Regions from separate parts of the Homo sapiens genome. Here regions 2 and 3 are each linked to region 1. Evidence: chromatin contacts called from ENCODE Hi-C or POLR2A ChIA-PET data. All regions are on one chromosome and are shown on one strand. The core of a region is the stretch at or near the end of the contact, and the rest is flanking DNA. Distances in the headings are between cores, read along the strand shown.

Region 1 (2,577 bases), core at 40-2,539:
TCTTGGTTGGGCATGGTGGCTCACGCCTGTAATCCCAGCACTTTGGGAGGCCGAGGCAGGTGGATCACCTGAGGTCAGGAGTTTGAGACCAGCCTGACCAACATGGAGAAACCTCGTCTCTACTAAAAATGCAAAATTAACCAGGCCTGGTGGCGCATGCCTGTAATCCCAGCTACTCAGGAGACTGAGGCAGGAGAATCACTTGAACCTGGGAGGCAGAGGTTGTGGTGAGCCGAGATCGTGCCGTTGCACTCCAGCCTCGGCGACAAGAGCAAAACTCAAAAAAAAAAAAAAAATATATATATATATATATATATATATGAAGTTTCTTTGCGATTTTTTAAAAGTGTATCAGCCATTGTTAGTGTTGCTGTATTTTATGTGTGGGGCAAGACAATTCTTCCAATGTGGCCCAGGGAAACAAAACAATTGGACACCCTGGATGATGAAAAAGAGCACTCTTCAGCCCCTGCTGTCACCAAAGCCCCACCTCAGTTCTTGCCCTTAGGTAACGCCAAGATAGCAAAATGGAATTTTACCAAACCGCTCTTAGGTTCCTTCCCCAGGAGACCAGAAATGCCCTGGGGACTGCCTGCCTTTGAGGCAAATTTTTTTTCCTTTTTAAAGAAAGTGGTAAACATCTGAAAATAGAGTTTTTGAAAGAAAGTGACTCTTCAGTTGTAATTATAGCAGAGAGGGTCATTGCTTTCTATCAGCAAGAAAGCTGCTTCTATTTTTTTTTATTCTCTTTTTCTTGGTTTTTTGTTTTGTTTTGTTTTGTTTTGTTTTTTGAGACGGAGTCTCGCTGAGTTGCCCAGGCTGGAGTGCAGTGGTGTGATCTCGGCTCACTGCAAGCTCCATCTCCCGGGTTCAAGCGATTCTCCTGCCTCAGCCTCCCGAGTAGCTGGGACTGCAGGCTCCGGCCACCACGCCTGGCTAATTTTTTTTGTATTTTTAGCACAGACGGAGTTTCACCATGTTGACAGGCTGGTCTCGAACTCCTGGCCTCAGGTGATCTGCCCGCCTCGGCCCCCCAAAATGCTGGGATCACAGGCGTGAGCCACCGCTCCCCGCCGCTGCTTCTAAATACAGCCTGTATAATGCAAATCCCCAAAGAGGGCCAGCCTCTGGCCCCATTCAGCTTCCTCCCTCAGAGGCTGGGTGCGTGCGCCCTGGGCGGGGCGGCGGGCTCCCTCCGGAGAGGCCCCAGCCCGGCCTCGTGCCCCTCCCCAGCAGGCTTCCGGCCCTGCGCACAGACCCAAATGGCGCGGGAGGAGGAAGAAGGGGTCAGCTTCAAGCCTGACGTTCTAGGGGGGAGCCGCTTCTTAAGTACGTGCTAGGATCAAGGGTGCATTTGCAAACTTTTCAAAATGCCTTAGAGGAGGTAGGAGTCAAGCCCTTGGGATCTGGAGGGGAAGGAGGAGAGTCAGTTAAACCGCAGAAAGGTTGGTGGGGAGTGGGCTCAGTAATGGCCCCTGTCACAGCCTCGGGCCGGGACTCGCCAGCTCATTTTCTATTTCTAACTCAATGCCAGGCACTGAGCACTGTGCTCAACCTAGTAATTTGGAGACGGAGGTGGATATGCATATAACAGAACAGGATGCTCTCCGGACAAACGTTCTGAAGGAAAAGCAAACGGAAGATCCTCCCGCCTCTGCTGGGCAGTCTCTAATGACCCCTGGGGTATGTTCCAGACATGCGTGGGCATCTGCGAATTTACTCACCTGAGAGCTGCCTCTACCTTTTTTTGTTAAATTTTTATTTATTTATTTATTTATTTTGAGACGGAGTCTCCCTCTGTCACCAGGCGGGAGTGCAGTGGCGTGATCTCTGCTCAATGCAACCTCCGCCTCCCGGGCTCAAGCGATTCTGCTGCCTCAGCCTCCCGAGTAGCTGGGAGTACAGGCGCGCGCCACCACGCCCAGCTAATTTTTATATTTTTAGTACAGACGGGGTTTCACCATGTTGGCCAGGATGGTTTCTATCTCTTGACCTCGTGATCCGCCTGCCTCGGCCTCCAAAGTGCTGGGATTACAGGCGTGAGCCACCGCGCCTGGCCTGCCTCTACCTCTGATCCCTGGGATCAGAAATGAGAAATGCAAAGATTGTCCCTGTGTTATGTGTGTACTGTTTGTAATTGTAATTCACAATCCCCTTTCTTGCTCCTCACCCCATATTCAATTAAGAGAGAAAGGTGAAAAACACAAAGCACAAAATGTTTCCAGGAAACTATCTGAAACTCCTGGAAGGCTAGATTTAGGTATAAACAGAGTAGAACTCCAGATTTCTGCAATGCTCCTTAGGGGCTGAGCTTCCTGCATGCCCTTGACAATTAGAGGAGTTTTTTTTAATACTTCAAAATTATTCCAGAAAGGCATGCAGATGAGAAGATAACCAGGTTATGAGGAAGCCCAAGGTATTTGGTAAGGATGCTCAAGTTTTGGGGAAGGTCAGCTGAAATAGCAATTTGTGGGTGGACTATTAGCAGGGAGTTGACTGGAGAATTAATCAGACGTTGAAGGGACATGGGGGACCCGGGAGGATGAAGTCTGAACTCGGGCTCAGGATATGGAAAAA
Region 2 (2,577 bases), core at 30-2,529, 230 kb after region 1:
GAATTTATTTATACTTTATAAAGATTTTAAACTATTACTGTGATGACTACTATGTAGTATCACATGTGATAGTGGTAATGAGTTTTCTTCTGAGATTAATTGCAGAGCTTGTCTTTCGTATGGGTCCAATATATTACTTTTCATTGTGTTTTATTTGTGCAGGACAATTTGCTCTTCAGTTATCATACCAAAACAATATAAATCCTCAACTCCTTTGAGTTTGTTAAAGATTACTATAATAATATAATCCCTGCCAAACTAAGCATGTGAATTCATGCCCACACATGGGTTCAGTGTTCAAAATAGTTAAATGCTGTATTGATTTATGTGTTTAGGGAACAAGGTTGAACAAAAGATCTTCTAACCAATTAGAACATTTAGCTTTCTTTTTTAGGCAATAAATTCCTTTACTTGAAACACAGCAGAAGATATTAACATCTGCCTAAATTTTTTCATTGTCACATATGGAAGTAAGTGACCCTGCTGTCACTGTTCCATGTTTTCTTGTGAAGAGCTAAGTTGTCACTACCCAACTGTGACACTGCATGGACCAACTCCTGCAGGCGAGTCAGAAAAAAAGCCGGGATAGTAAGAAAGGAACCTAAAAGAACCTTAATTGGAAATTTAAAAAACAAAGTTCAAAGGCCCTGCTTTTATTAATGTATTTCTGTTTATGGTTTTCAGGGGGTGAAGCCAGCCAGTTTTGACAAAGTAGCAATTCCTGAAGTGAAGGAAATTATTGAAGGATGCATACGACAAAACAAAGATGAAAGGTAAGTTGCCTCTTTTGATCTGGGTGATACTTGAACAAAACCTAAAAAGTAATGTGCTTTGAGTACAACACACATTCTACGGTGTATTTAATATTTGTGATTGGTTTCTCTATTTGTGCCTGTAACATTTTTAAAGGTAGGGTTTTGTTCATTGTGGTTATTCAGATTTGATATACTGGAACACTGTAAAAATATGGTTTGGTAGAGTTTCAGTAAACCAGAACCACCATAAACATAGCTACATTCCATGAGAACTGCTTACTTAAAACATCAGCATGATTTATAAAACTCAAAAAAGAGTTTAATATCTAACACAGGAAATCTTTTCTTAGTCCTTTACCATTGAATTCTAAGTGGTGAAATAAAACTTTGGCTCTTTAAAGTCAGCTCAGCTATTACAGGTCTGATTTGCCGTCCTTACGCCAGAATTGAAGAAGAGCAAAACATCAAAATTCCTTGAGTAAAAAGAGAAGACTTGGCCCAGGGGTTGGAAGGAGATGTGGCTTAGTCATTTGTACTAACAGAGGGCTTCTCTTAGAGGAGTGGCAAGTATCTGATCTGCCATGTAGCTGATTCATCACCCGTCAGGCATGGCGAAGGTCCAGTGTCTGTTTCTGAAAAACAGTCTATCTTTGCCACCCCCTTCCATCCTCCAAAAAAGAAAAAGGAGACCAGCTAGTACAAATACAAATTGCAAATTGAGCATAATCTACCACTTGAAGAATGAGAGCTATCAGATGTATCAACCGAATTAAAGAATTCCATCTTTTCACCTCTCCAGTCTCGTTCTTTTTATAACATCGTTATTTAGAAGAGCTTAACTTCATGGTTTTTAAGCCTTTATTAAGTAAAAATTTAGTTTGAGTTTTCATTTTTATATATGCTGGGTACTTAAATCTCTTTAAGAACTTTTTACTATAAACAAAGGAATGTTTGTTTCAACTCTTTTTTTTTTTTTTGGACACAGTCTTGTCACGTCGCCTAGGCTGGAGTACAGTGGCATAGTCTCAGCTTACTGCAACCTCTGCCTTCCAGGTTCAAGCAATTCTCCTGTCTCAGCCTCCTGAGTAGCTGGGACTACAGACGCACATCACCGCACCTGGCTAATTTTTGTATTTTTAGTAGAGACAGGGTTTCACCATATTGGTCAGGCGGGTTGCAGACTCCTGACCTGAGGTGAACCACCCACCTTGGCCTCCCAAAGTACTGGGATTACAGGTGTGAGCCACTGGGCCCAGCCTGTTTCAACTCTTGTTGGAGCAGTTTATTAGATGATTGGCATATTGAAACCATTTTATCTTAAGATTGTTTCACAATCAGACTTCTGCTTGCCCAGTACACAAATTATTGAACAAGGAATTAAGAGAACTTACTGGTGTAAATAAAGCTTGCTGTGGTAGAAAGTACCAAACTAGAAACAAAAATATTTATTTTCTAGTTTCTATTTCAGCATTTACAGCTTTTATAACTGTGAGCAAGATTCTCAACCTTTCTGGGCCTCCATTTCCTAATAATCAGGAGATGATATCAAATTGGGTGTTGGTCAGACAAGATCATAAATATGAAGATTTGTGTTACTTATAAAATGCTATATAAATGATCATGTGGTATTTTGAAGCTTTAATAGAGCCAATTGTGTTAGCCCACCATTACTAGTATACTATTACTAATAAGATCATTGGATTTAAAAATTATGTTACAATTGTGTTAGCTCGCCATTACTAGTATACTATTACTAATGAGATCATTGGATTTAAAAATTATCACTGTCAGCTCTTATTCATGAATGAGATTGTTATGATGT
Region 3 (2,577 bases), core at 41-2,540, 150 kb before region 1:
ATGGTTAGGGTAAGAATACTCTTGTGGGATTCAGGCTGTGTGGGGTCCAGTCTTGGTTCTGTGGGAACTGGCTCTGTGACTTTGAGCAGGTCAGCTCTGCCCCCGGACGTCAGTTTCCTTTTCCGTAAACACGGAAGGCTTGACGGTGTGGTTCCTGAGGTCCCTCTGACCCTGACATTACGGAAGGCTTGACGGCCTGGTTCCTGAGGTCCCCCTGACTGACATTATTCCCAAAGAAAATGCATTGGCCTTAGCACTGGGGATTCTGAGTTGGCCGTGGCTGGAGAAAGACTATGATAAGGAGCCCTGGGGAGATGCCTGGGTTCCTATTGGTGACCTCGCCTTCTCGTTCAAGCAGGACGGGGAGTGGGACCCAGGCCCAGCCTTATCTCCGGGACCGCGGCTGTCCTCACCCCTCCTCCTGTCACCTGAGAATAAAAGGGTGGGCTCCATAGGCGGGGGCTGTGAGGAGGGGTGCAATTGCATGGGTCATGGACGATGGTCCTTAGACATCTCTGGGGAGCCTTTGGCGGGAGAGGCGCAGGGACTTGGGGGCACTTCCCCAGGCCCTGGTGACCGTGGTCATCTTTGTCACAGCCTCCTCCTCTGCCCTTGCAGGCCAAGGACTGGACCAGTCCCTCTCAGCCTTGCCTCTATCTCTCCCTGCCTGCTCGGCAGCCAACACAGAAACACTGCTGTGTGCTTAGCCCAGGGGTGGGAGGGATTTCTGCCCAGGGATTGGCCATGGAATTGGCTGCTTATTTTGGCAGCTCCCACCACAAAGACCATCAGACGCTGAGGGAAGGCGAGGTGGGAGTTAGTGAGTCATGGCCATGCCTCAGGGAGGGAGGGAGCTTTCACCAGAGGTGCCCCTGGAGGAAGCAGACTTCCCCTCCAAAGAAGAGGGGTGGGACTCTGGATGCTTCCTCCCAGGGTCACTGGCTTAGGTCAACTAAGGGGATGAGCATCCCCGTGGCGTTCTGTGTAATGGGAATAATGGCCCTGACCTCACAGTGCCGTGGCAGCAAGTTGAAAAGCTAGCACATCAAGCTCTCAGTGAAGGGTTGCTTTCCTTTCCTTGGTGTGCCTTAGGATATGACGGGGTAGGCACCATGGGTGCAGACATGGAGGAAAACCAGAAGCAAATCAGGAGTCCAGCTGCCCACATCCAGTCACTCTTGATTCTCGTGGTTTCTCCAGTGCCCAGCTGAGGCTGGCCATGGTGGGAAAGTGGGACTTTGCTCTGTGCTGCCTTCTCCTAACCCTGTGTTGTCCTGAGGCCAGGCAGACAGGCCCCAGTCATTACCTCACCGCAGGGCCCCTGTCTGCCAGAGTGCATGGTGGAGCTGCCTGGGTGGAGAGCGGAGCTAATTTTAGACCTGGAGACTCTTTGCCAACAGCTGTGGCTGGGCCCAGGCAGCTGGGCTGGATGGCTGGGGGGAGTCTCAGCCGCCCTGCAGGGAGCCCTGGACACAGCGCTCCAGGTCTGCTCTTGGGGGCATATTCCTGCCTCAGCCTCAGCTGTGGGGAAGCCTGGATGAGGGTCCCTCTGCACAGAGGGTGCTTCCTTCCTCCCTCTTGCATCAAGATATTTCTGTCCTCCATCTCCTCTTTCTAGGTGGCTTTGTAGACCAGAAAACATTGATACGGCATCTTAGATGGTAGGTCAGTGGGCCTCTGAAATGGGGCAGGTAGGGGCAACAGGAAGAAAAGGGTGTCCCCAAATCGTTCTGGGTTTATAGGCTAAATCCAGCCTCCCACTCAACCCCGAGCCAATAATCTAATTGAGTGCTTCTCAACCTCCTTCCTGTTAGTACACAGAGAAAATGACAGGAAAAGATACTTGTAACACACATAGGGGTATAAAGAGGTTTGTGGTTGGATGTTGCCAGCCCTCAGATTCTGCTGCTCCAAGCACTGAGGGCTGATACTTTGGGACACGTTACCATTTGGAGCCTACTAGCAGCCACAGCACACCAGTGGGGAAGCTCTGATATCGTCCGTCAGTGGCTTGCCACAGTCCATGTATGCCAAGTCCAAGCTTCAGGAAACATCTCCTTGGCTAATCATAGACCTGTGCTGGAAGGGAACCCAGAGAGCATTGAATCTGTGCTCTCCTTTTACAGATGAGGAAACTGAGGCTGAAAGAGGCTTGTCCAAGGTTAAAAAGCTAGTAAGTCAAAATCCCAGTTTTAAGTTCTGTTAGGACAGTCATCCCTTCATTTATCCAACATTTATTGAGTTCCAATAAAGATCAATATTTGGAGGATACAATGATGAAAAAAGTTGTGGGGATTCGTCTGTATTTGGTAAAGAGAAAACCAAGGAAACCATTCAGGAAGGTCGTTATTTCCGGTGAGAGAGATGGGGATGTGATTGGAGAGAGGCACAGAGGGCTTCAAAACGTGTCTGTTTCTTAAGCATATGCAGCCAGGCACCGTGGCACACACCTATAGTTCCGGCTACTCAGGAGGCTAAGGTGAGAGGTTCACTTGAGCCCAGGGGTTTGAGGCTGAAGTGATGTATGATAGAGCCTGTGAATTGCAACCACATTCCAGCCTGGGCAACATAGTGAGA

Evidence for each region. Hi-C counts contacts between places; a loop is a spot of excess contacts on that map. ChIA-PET counts read pairs that join two places held with the same protein, here RNA polymerase II (POLR2A). Pooled maps may share reads with other maps.
Region 2: a pooled map of gastrocnemius medialis shows a loop between it and region 1 (2.0-fold over the local background). The contact joins the enhancer-like site here to the promoter of NINJ2-AS1 in region 1. A Hi-C loop is called at or near these places in 5 of 50 pooled maps. POLR2A ChIA-PET finds 5 or more read pairs at or near these places in 2 of 52 experiments (GM10248 and activated T-cell).
Region 3: a loop to region 1 is called in a map of ascending aorta, with 1.9 times the contacts of the local background. The contact joins the enhancer-like site here to the promoter of NINJ2-AS1 in region 1. A Hi-C loop is called at or near these places in 1 of 168 maps with a recorded cell type or tissue (ascending aorta) and 1 of 50 pooled maps. POLR2A ChIA-PET finds 5 or more read pairs at or near these places in 2 of 52 experiments (AG04450 and OCI-LY7).

What each region holds. Positions count from the first base shown.
Region 1 is chr12:629,602-632,178 of GRCh38, forward strand. It overlaps NINJ2-AS1 (NINJ2 antisense RNA 1), which reads left to right and starts at 1,290. Exons shown (of 5, transcript NR_122124.1): 1 at 1,290-1,384. The region is part of intron 1 of NINJ2 (ninjurin 2); the gene reads right to left. RefSeq lists silencers at 1,076-1,155, 1,216-1,315.
Region 2 is chr12:856,477-859,053 of GRCh38, forward strand. WNK1 (WNK lysine deficient protein kinase 1) reads left to right here. Exons shown (of 28, transcript NM_018979.4): 5 at 685-773. Among named protein-coding and RNA genes, the nearest start is that of RAD52, 92 kb to the right of the region's middle. Within about 2 kb of position 1,280, at least 6 of the 41 ENCODE cell types and tissues checked have a DNase peak (open chromatin) inside an H3K27ac peak, as active enhancers do.
Region 3 is chr12:480,286-482,862 of GRCh38, forward strand. All of the region lies in intron 1 of B4GALNT3 (beta-1,4-N-acetyl-galactosaminyltransferase 3), which reads left to right. Among named protein-coding and RNA genes, the nearest start is that of B4GALNT3, 22 kb to the left of the region's middle. Within about 2 kb of position 1,291, at least 10 of the 41 ENCODE cell types and tissues checked have a DNase peak (open chromatin) inside an H3K27ac peak, as active enhancers do; they include ascending aorta, where a contact is called at or near this core.